Linked DNA regions of Homo sapiens: region 1 is linked to region 2. A link is a contact called in ENCODE Hi-C data. All regions are on one chromosome and are shown on one strand. Each heading gives the region's core, a stretch centred on a gene start or an enhancer-like site at or near the end of the contact. The rest is flanking DNA. Distances are from core to core; before and after follow the strand shown. Region 1 overlaps TBC1D2B (TBC1 domain family member 2B). Region 2 holds the start of CSK (C-terminal Src kinase).

The links. Hi-C counts contacts between places; a loop is a spot of excess contacts on that map. Pooled maps may share reads with other maps.
Region 1: a loop to region 2 is called in a map of natural killer cell, with 10 times the contacts of the local background. The contact joins the enhancer-like site here to the promoter of CSK in region 2. A Hi-C loop is called at or near these places in 1 of 168 maps with a recorded cell type or tissue (natural killer cell), 1 of 37 single-sample maps with no recorded cell type and 4 of 50 pooled maps.

The regions. Positions count from the first base shown.
Region 1 is chr15:78,045,656-78,050,814 of GRCh38, reverse strand. The region is part of intron 2 of TBC1D2B (TBC1 domain family member 2B); the gene reads left to right. Among named protein-coding and RNA genes, the nearest start is that of TBC1D2B, 29 kb to the left of the region's middle. RefSeq lists a silencer at 3,415-3,494. Within about 2 kb of position 2,048, at least 19 of the 41 ENCODE cell types and tissues checked have a DNase peak (open chromatin) inside an H3K27ac peak, as active enhancers do; they include natural killer cell, where a contact is called at or near this core.
Region 2 is chr15:74,779,252-74,784,567 of GRCh38, reverse strand. CSK (C-terminal Src kinase) reads right to left here and starts at 2,488. Exons shown (of 13, transcript NM_004383.3): 1 at 1,848-2,488. RefSeq lists enhancers at 129-188, 199-328, 1,211-1,786, 2,829-2,898, 2,919-3,038 and silencers at 2,019-2,278, 2,389-2,608.

The DNA.
Region 1 (5,159 bases), core at 799-3,298, 3.3 Mb before region 2:
TAATTTTTTTTCTAGAATCTGTGTTGAGTAAGAGACTTTCCTGTGTGATTGGAACTTGCAGCTTTATTATTAGTCAGTATCTGTTCTGTCTGCCCTCTATTTTGTAGCCTGCCCTCTGAAGGCATGCCATGCCTCAAATACCATTCTACATTGTCTTCTGTGTCTGGATAGATAAAGACCTAGTTTCAACATAAAAGAGTAATTTGCATAAAGATACAATCAGGTGTCTATAAACCTTTATAGCTGTTGAGAATGAGGTAGCTAGAACCCAAAGGAGGTGCCCATAAATGGCTAATAGCCTCATTACAGGATGTATGTCTAGCACATTCCGTTTACTTCATTCCCCACATAAACTAATAAGAAAACAAGCCAGGGATAACAACACCCTGCTTTTTTAAAAAACTTCTTGAAAGTTCATGAGTACTAAAGCACTCATGGTCATAGCAGGCTCAAATGCCCAAGTGCCTGTTTGAATATGGATGGTATTTCTTGCAGAAAATTGTATTGTGAAGACAGTTTGAAGGATGACCACACATTTCCTCCCCTGAAGCAGCTGCATTGGTTAGTTGAACTGTTACACTTTTAACAGCTTGTGTGCAAGGGGATGGCGTGGGAGGAGTAGCTGTAACTTTCAGTCCTCAGGCAGCCTGAGCAGTGCTCTCGGTGCAGGATGCAGGGTGTAGAGAGCTGCCAGAAGGAAAGCCATCAGGTGGAATGCAGGCCCCGCGTTGGCAGTGCCACAGGAATTACACATCATCCTTTAATGTCGTGATTCCATACAGAGATCAAGGAAGCTGTGCTTTTGTGTAATCCTTGTAAAATGCTGCAAAATACCATGCGTTCTTGTGAAGTATCAGTCATGGTAGTTACCAGTGTTGTATCTGAGAGGCAGCATGGGGAGAGCTTATGGGACCTTGAGCACATCATAATTTCCCCATCTGTAAAGCAAGATGCTCTCTGAACCAGTCTGTGAAAGTCAGGTTGTGAAAGAATGTGACTGTGGGAGGGAGGATGTGAGGGAGATGCTGAGTGGGGTTAGATTGCAGTTCTGTCTCGGAGGAGCCTGCTAGAGAGGGTTGGAAAGGAGTCTATGTGGAACAGGCTTGCAATTTGGTGTCAGCAGAGACATCCTCAGCCTAGATTTGGTGGGACTTGGTGCAGGTGAATACAGGGATTGATGTGGCTGTGAATGGGGGTGGGGTGGTGGCTGAGCCAGATTGCAGGAGAACAGGGAGGAATGGGAAAGGAAAAGAGGGAAACCCCCACCCCAGGGAAACCCCCACCCCAATTCAGGGCATCTGTCAGAGGCAAGGTGGCAGGAGAGAGGAAAGTCAGGAAGTATGATGAGTATAAACCCACTCAAGAACTGCAGGGGCCTTTGCTGCCTTCTGCCCAATTGGCCTTTTGTCCCATGCCATGTTAGCAAGTTCTTGTCTTTTATGGATTAATTTGGTCATTTAACCAATATTTATTAAGTCACTCCTCTATGCTAGGTGTTGGATATGCAGCTGTTAGCAAATCAGATAGAGGTTCAGTTCTCACAGAGTTGTGTCCTTGATGGGGGTAGGGGACAGGCAAATGAGCAATTAACCAGACATATGGACTGGCCCATCCTGGGGCCTCTCAGGACCTGGTGGTTGGCTGCCCCTTTTTTCTGGTACTTAGATGTATGCTATGTCCTCACTTGGAAGATATTTCTATTCCTCCTGACTGGGTCCTTCACAATCTGTATTAAAACTCACATTGATAAATAAAAAAATTTTTTTCAGATTAAACCCACCCTGTCTTCCTCCAACTCCCAGTGTTGACACCCAGACTTTCGTTTGCTGTGTGCTTTGATGCATATGGGTACAACCCTTTCCCAGTGTTCTTTTCTCCTTTCTTGGATGCAGCTGCAAGCCTGGGTTGAGTTTTATGAGAATTCTCCCACTGTACACAGTTCTGTGCTCTGCAGAGGTTGCTGGCGGAGCACCTAGGCCTGACTGAGACAGCAGGAGAGGAGAGGGAAGACTCACTGAGGCAGTCCGGTTGTAGGCAGGAGCCGCCCCTGTGCGGGGAGTCCCATTAGGAGGAGACTTTGAGCATCATGTGTTAGAATGCAGTAAGTGGGAAGGGCTCTTGGAGACCAGGGAGGCTGAGACTGCCCGGGTTCACACTGGATTTAGAGGCAGTGCTGGAATCAGAACCTAGGAAATGGGAACAATGCAGTCGGAAACTCCCTCAGAGTTTTCATTTAGGCATTTGAAAATGTTTAAAAAAGACAGAGGTCTAAACACCAAAAACCGTCAGGCACAGACTTTCTTTCCCCACTGAAGCTGTAAGACAAAAGACATGTTCATGAACACTAGTCCAGCCTCTTAAAATCTTCGAGGAAATGTTGCCATGTCCTAGTTTGTGTTTTCCCTTAGTGTCCTCCTTGAGGCGGTTTCCTGCATGCTAATGTTAGGACATGTATTGAGGAGAAGCCAGCAGCTCTGCTTTTCATTAAGTAAATCTCACGTGGTCTCTTAAAAACCAAAAACCAGACAAAAATAACAGTAACAGCAAAAATGTATTAAGCTGGAAAAGAGCTTCTTTTTCAAGTCAGATAATTACTTTTAGAAATTTTCCTCCAACGTGTTCCTCCCTGGTCTCTGGTCCCTTTTCTCCACCCCTCCTTGGGGCCTCTGAGTTCCTCAGGAAGTATTTCCAGTATGGGCTGTGGGTTGCTGCAAGGCCTGGGGTTTTCTTGGTAATAGGCACTTTGCCACATGAGCATTTGACAGTCCAGTCTCGCAGAGGGGCCGTTCATCACCTTGCTACTAGCCCACACAGGAAGAAGAGGCTGGACTCAGCCTGTAACAGAAATCTGTACAGTTTGTTGTGTTTATTTCCTGACTTGGCTTAGAATTGTGATGATGATTGTAAGACCAGCCTTTGAAGTAAAGGAGTTTGAGCTGCACCTTTACCCCATGTGCCTGTAGACTGACACATGGTGTCACCAACATTGAGCACCCCCTGCCCCCCACTCCAGACACTGTGCTCTCTAGTAGGTACACTCATCTCTACCTGCCTTGCAATATTTGTATACTGCAGGGGCAGGTGTCTGGGTTCTGGCCCTGGCTCTGGACTCTAGTGTCCTGATGGAGAAAGTAGGTAGGGAGACTGGACTGGATTAGTGGTGTTTGAACTTTTTTTTCTTTTGTTTACTGGAACCTCTTTTCCAAATGAAATCTTAAAGGCAACCCTAGTATATAAAAGAGTGAAGGAGGAACTGCTGAGGATGAAGCTGAGCATGGGGCCCCCATCCTCTTTTCCCTCTAGAAGTCCCCCAGGCATCTCCTGGAACCCTAAGACTCACAGGAAGGGTCTGGATCCCAACGACTCAATGTATTTATTCTGTAGTGACTTGGAGCTTGACATGTTACTGTTTTACTTATGTCTCTCTCCTGGATGTGTTCTCCTTTACGGGGAAAGCTCTGTCTCATTGGTTGTTGTGCCCTCGGTGCCTAGTGCTTAATACATGATAGTAAAACCAAGAACTGGCAATCTGTGGTTATTTGTAACTTCTTGCCTCTTGACTCAAGAGGCTGCAGTGAGCCGTGATCACACCACTGCACTCCAGGCCTTAGTGACAGAGTGAGACCCAGTCTCAAAAAAAAAAAAAAAAAAGTGTATACTCTGTTACCAAGTCTGTAATTCTTCTGTTCCCAGCACACCGTCTTGCTTTTCTTAGTCAGAACCCTACTGTAAGCCATGCATTGACTCTCCTGGCCAGAGCCAAATTACCCTGATAGATACACAGCACTTGTTTACTCATGCCATGCCCAAGATACTTCCCCAGTGTGTTCTTGAAGCCCTTCCTACACTGATTGTGGTCAAGTCAGAACCTGCCTACACAGTGCAGGCCCATCATGTGGCATTCAGGACGTTGCTCTCCAAGCCTGCGCAGCACAGGAATGCCTGCTCTCTGTTTCCTTTACCAGTGCTCAGTGACCTTTACCAGAGACCTGTTCTTGCTGACTCTGATTGTGTGCTTCTCTGATTAGAAACGAATTTTTCTTGGCTGGGTACAGTGGCTTATGCCTGTATTCCCAGCACTTTGGGACGCCAAGGTGGAAGAATTGCTTGAACCCAGGCATTCAAGACTAGTTTGGGCAATATGGCAAACCCTGTCTCTACAAAAGAAAAAAAAAATACAAAAATTAGCTGGGCATCGTGCGTGCCTGTAGTCCCAGCTACTTGGTAGGCTGAAGCAAGAGGATTGCATGAGCCTGGGAGGTTGAGGCTGCAGTGAGTCGTGTTCACTGAGACCCTATCTCAAAAAAAAAAAGAGAAAATAATTTTTCTTGAATATCAGTGGTCAGCAGTCAATTCTGATTTCACAGAAAGAGATGGTTGATTTTGTTGATATAGAGATATTTTAAAAAGAAGTGTAGATCAAATTGATTATTGTAAAGTAATATTGAATTCTGTTTATAAGCATGTCCTATTCTCAGAGAGATTATGCCATTCGGCATGGGATAATTCTACCACTGAAATACCAGTGCAGATTATGTTATTTGGAAGAATACAAAGTATTTGTAGTTAGAAATGTTTTTATCAGCCGGGCACAGTGGCTCATGCCTGTAATCCCAGCACTTTGGGAGGCCGAGACGGGTGGATCACCTGAGGTCAGGAGTTCGCGACCAGCCTGGCCAACATGGTGAAACCTCGTCTGTACTAAAAATACAAAAATTAGCCAGGTGTGGTGCTGGGTGCCTGTAATCCCAGCTACTTGGGAGGCTGAGGCAGAAGAATCGCTTGAACCCAGGAGGAGGAGGTTGCAGTGAGCCGAGACCGCGCCATTGCATTCTGTCCTGGGCAACAAGAGCAAAACTCCGTCTATGGGGGAAAAAAAAAGAAAAATGTTTTTATCAAAAACAAAAAAATTTTAAGTAACTTTTTATTATGGGAAATTTTAAACATATACGAAGAATAACATAATATTACCTCTAGGTTTATTAGGTAGTTGGAACAGTAATTACCCCTCGTTTCATTGATACCCTGCTTTGTTATTTTCAAGCAAATAACATGTTACCTGAAGCAAATATTACTATGTATTTGTTAAGTAACAAAATGTTGCTATTTTGAAGTAAATCCTGACCATCATATCATTTCCACCTTAACTATTTCAAAAG
Region 2 (5,316 bases), core at 1,239-3,738:
AGAAGAGCAGCTGCTTCTGAGAGGGTGGAGGGCACCAAGCTCACCAATGAAAAGCACATCCCTGCACACGTGCCAGCCAGAAGCCAGACTCCTTTCTTCAAAGGCCCTGGGACCCTGGATCACACCTTCACAGCTCACAGTTGGTAAAAAAATAAAATAAAATAAAATAAAAATTAAAAAGGCTGACTGGGGTGGGAGGGAGCTAACCATGTCAGGCTCCAGCCCCAGTCCCTCAGGCTGGAAAGGAAGTTAGGGCTGGGTGTGGGGCCATGTGAGGGGAGTCTCACAGGCCCAGGACATCTGGGTCCCCTCCACTGTGCATGTCAGGACAGCCAGAAAAAAAAGTGAAAAAACAAAAAAACCCTAAATCGTGAGCAGGGACCCAGCAGGACAAAACTGCCAGCAGCTCCAAGGGAGCCCAGACACTGCTCAGCACCCACCAGGGCAATGCCTGCTCTCCTGGGCCAGAGGATCCTGCCAGGCCTCAACCTCACCCCTGCTGTCCTTGCCCTGTTCCTGCTGTGGCCACAACCAAGAAAGACACTGGAACCGCCAGGGTACTAGGAGCTTGAAACAGGCCCCCTGGGTGTCCCCACTCTCACAATGCTCCCATGTCCCCAGTCTGTAGCCTGCTGCCAGTGGAGACAGAGCTTCCACGGTTCCCATGTGACCCCATTTATATCCTGAACTTGGCTGCTCCTGTGCCAGCTGGGCCATAGGTGTGGCGAGTGCTGGGTCAGGACTGACCACCAGGTTGTTTCAACTCAGAGCCGGGGCCAGGACCGGACCTTCCTGCCACACCACACAGATGGCCATACACCACACATTCCCCACATCTCCTGCTAGCTGACCCAGCCACAGCTGGAGCCGGAAGCCCTTTCACTCCCTCCAGCCCTCTGCAGGGAAGCACGTGCTCAACCAACAAGGTCCCTCTGGGGCCGGGCTGGGGGCCTGTGTCCCCAGTGGGTGAAGGTGCCTGCCTGGTTTCCTTCCACCCACAGCCATCCAGCCCTGTATAGCTGGGGATGAAAGGACAGCCAGCCTAACTCCACTAGAGGCCTGGGGTAGCAACTTCTCCCTTTGAGCCTCGGTTCCCGGGTGTACAAAATGGGCGGGGAAGTGAACTGGTAGTTAAGCTCCAAAAAATCTGCTGGCTGGACACACCCCTTCCTGACACCTGGTCTGGGCCACAAAGAGCCTAGGAGAATGGGCTGCCCAGGGTGCCAGAAGGTGGGGGCATGGTGCTAATGCTCCGTTACCTCCCCCCGGGCAGAAGGCCTGCCCAGTTTCCCACCCAAAGATCCCTTGGCTTAGGCCTGGTCTTCTGAGAGGCCAAGGGTGACAGGCTCAGTCCTAGGACCTGGGCTTCTAACTGCTCACCCGAGGTGGCTGGGCCCTGGGCTTGCTTGCAGCCCGCAGGGTCATGGTGGGGTAATGAGGGAGGGGTCAGAACCAAGCAAGCCAGGGCACCTGCGGGGAGGCCCTGTACAGGGAAGGGCAGGGGAGTCCAGCACTCTCTCTAGGGACCTGGCCCATACGGATCCTCTTCCTCCAGACTCCAGCCACCTCCTACTCTGAGCTCCACAGAGGGGGGGACTCGGGATGACCCGAGAAGACGAGTCCGTGGAGCTGCAGGGCAGTACCTCCCTCATGCACTCCCTTCCAATTTGGGTTCTGACAGTGGCTCCTGGGAGAATTCGAACCCGTGCAAGGGAGTAAAGGAGAGAAGGGAGAAGTGGGAGAAGAGGGGAATGGGAGTGGACGCGACAGTGGCAGCAACAGAGACTAGACGCGCGACCTCCACCCTCTTCCCTCCAGGGGACACTCCGGGACGGCCAGGCACTCACCTCTCTTGGGGCACTGCGGTCCGGGCCACCTCGCCGCGGGCGGCATCAGCGGCCTGCGGGACGGTCCATGCGGTCAGGGGGGAGGGGAGGGGCGCAGGGGTCCCCAGGGGGTGCGGTACAAAGAGGTATGGGTGCAAGGAGAGGGGAGGAGGGACCGCCAGGCAGAGGCAGGGGGACGGACGCACGGCCCGGGTCGCGGAGGGAAGAAAGGCGGGGGAAGGGGGCGGGAGGGAGTCGGGGGGAGGAAACAATGTAGCCGGCGCGGCCCCGGCAGAGTTCCGCTTCCGAGCGCCGCCACTGAGGTTCGATTTTGGAACGTCGCGCTGGCTGCCGGGGGCCGCCCCGGACGCTCGATCGGGGCCGCGGGGCTCCTCGCGCTCCACGCCCCGCGGGCTCCGGCGGCCAGAGGCTGGCTGGGGCGGGAGGGACGGCGGGCCGGGTTACGGCCCCGACGGCGGCGCAGCCGGGCGGTCGCCCGGCTCGGACCCCACCCCGGCAGAAGCCCCCGGGCAAGGCGCGGGTGGGGCAGGAGCGGGAGGGCGGCAGCGGGCTCGGCGGCGGCGGCGGCCAACCTCGGCTCGCCCAGGGCTCCGCTGGGAGGAAGCTCGCAGGCCTGGCGAGAGGAAGCGCGGCCCGGATCCTCCGCCCGCGGCAGCGCGCCTGCGCGAGGGGGCCTGCCCGGCGCGCGGCGGGGCGTGGGCCGGCGGGGCGGCGCCCCCTGCCGGGCGCCGGGGGCACTGCGGGGGGTGTGTCCGCGCCCACGCCCTGCCCCCACTTGCCGCCTGGCTGCGTTGAAGGCTCCGAGGGTCTCTCCTCAGCCGGCCTGGGAGCAACCTCCCAGCCTTCTCTGGACGCAGCTTTCCCGCTGCAGAAGCGCTGGGGGCCGGGCCTGGGCCCCTCTCCTCAGGTCTGTTTGTGGAGAGTGGGCCTGATTCGCAGCAGAAAGCCTTCATTCATTCATTCACCAACATTTCCTGGCGCTGACATCGTGGCGGAGCCTGCTCTGGAGTCTATTGGCAAGACCATTTCACTACCGTCAAGGCGTTCTCGGTCGGGTGGGGGTAGGCTGACAGGCCGACAGACAACGGCAAGGAAATAATTGATCAAAGTGGAGAGGTGGTGGACACGGTTCCCAGGAGGCAGAAAGAAAACTAGGGCTAACGGGGAGACCTCACACCTCACAGAGCCGGGACCAGGCAGAGGGAACAGCATGCACAAGGGCGGGGAGTGCGGAGGGAGCTTGGTGGCTTCTGGGATCTAAATATAGCTCAGGCGGCTGCCGCTTGCAGTGTGGGTGGGGGAGAGTGGTGGGAGATGGGTTCCTGCAAACAACAGGGGCAAAAGAGATCCAAAGAGCCTCATGGGACTTTCTTGGAGTTTATGTTCAGCCTGGAGGCAATAAAGAAGTTGTCAGCAGCTCTGTGACCTTGGGCAAGTTACTTAACCTCTCTGTGCTTTAGTTTCCCCATTTGGTAAAATAGGTGATATATAATGGCACCGACTTCTTAAGTTTTTGTGGGGAGGGGAGGAAATGAGTTAATACGTTTAAAGTGCTTAGTATGCAGTAGCTGGCACGTGAGGAGCCCTCCGTTAAGCAAGGGCTGTTACATCACTGTTAACGAAAAGCAGGGAGATGACCTGCTCTGAGCCACAGGAGAGGACAGCGTGCTCAGGCATGACAGGGGTGGGAGAGTGCAGGGTGGCGGGGGAACAGAATGGGGATGCAGTGATGAGGGTGAGACCGGGGAACAGAATGGGGATACAGTGATGAGGGCGAGACCAGAGACTCCAGCGTAGGGAGGAGGTAAAGGTGGGGGACTTTCTAGGGACTAGACCCTGAAGCAAGGGTCAGGCTTGGGTGGACAGAGGGAAGAGGCACTCTTGGGGTTGGGGGGGAGGAAGTGGGGCATGCTGACAAAGTCTTGGAACACAAAATAAGCATGAAGAGGCCCGAGGGAGCGAGAAGAGGGCAAACAGCCCTGTGGGAGACGGAGCTGGGAGACAGTGTGGCTGCAGATTGTTTTAAAGAGCCTCGGATGCCAGGAGGAGTTGCCCCCAAAACCACAGGTCGGCCCTCTGACCCAGGGCACCCTTAGGCCGGTTTCCCAGCTGGAGCCAGCCCTTTGGAGAGGGATGTCCTTTGAGGAGACAGCCAGTAAGTTTCAGAGATAGGTGTGGTGTAACAGAAAAAAGATGAATTTGGGGTTCAAGTCTCCAAGTTAAATTTCAACCCGTCCACTTACTAGCTGTGTGACTTAGGGCTAGTTACCTAAGGTCTCTGAGCTGTTTCCTCTTTTGTAAGATCAGGCTCAAAATATACTTCTCTCATGATAGATAGTGCAGATTCAGCAAGATAACGGCCTGGGGGTGAGGGAGTGGAAAGGGTGCTCAGCAGAGCTGGTTTCCCTTTCTTTCCTCTGAGGTCAAGATGGAATGATAATATGGGGCCGGATGGGGGGCCGCCTCTCAGCCTACAAGAAAGCACTTCAGCAGCTCTGCAAAGCCTTCTGGGAGGGAGAAATTGACATCTCCCCTCCCCTGGCTGAATCAGCTAGCAGAATGGGAAAGAAAAGACTGGGGATTTGGGGAAAATACTCTAATCCCTGTTCCAGTTTTGTCACCAACCTTTCTTTATCCCCAAATGCACTTGACTTTTTCCCCTGGGTGTGCTGTGGCCCAGCTGTGAACTTTGGAGTCAAATAGACCAGCATTTGAATCCTGGCTCCACCTCTTCTCAGCAAAGTGAAATAAATTTTTTAATCTTCCTGTACTCCAGGCACTGGGGATAAAACCATAAACAAATCGATAAAGGGCCCCACTCCCACAGACCTGTCCTCTGGTGGAATTATTGGGCTGGGCGCCGTGGCTCACACCTATAATCCCAGCACTTTGGGAGGCCGAAGCAGGCAGATCACAAGGTCAGGAGATCGAGACCATCCTGGCTAACATGGTGAAACCCTGTCTCTACTAAAAATACAAAAAATTAGCTGGGCGTGGTGGCGGGTGCCTGTAGTCCCAGCTACTGGGGAGGCTGAAGCAGAAGAATGGTGTGAACCCAGGAGGCGGAGCTTGCAGTGAGCCGAGATCACGCCACGGCACTCCAGCTTGGGCAATAGAGCGAGACTCTGTCTCAAAAAAACAAAACAAAACAAAACAAAACAAAAAAACAAATGCTTATTGAGCACCTACTAAGTGCTAGGTGGGAAGTGCTAATTAGGGAAAGGGAATCTGGTCGGTGGGAGCAAGGGAAAGCAAAAAGAGAAATTAGATAAGCTGTGAGTCTGCCTTTCTTCATGTCTAGGACATATAGCTCTCCTGTGCAAATAATTCACAATCTTCCTGTGCCCGACTATCACCAGACTCCTGCAAGTTAGCTCACTGTACCCTTGGCAAGTTAGCTCACTGTACCCTTGGCGTTTGATACTGCACAAAAACCTCCTCAACAGATAGCATAACACTAATTCTATAA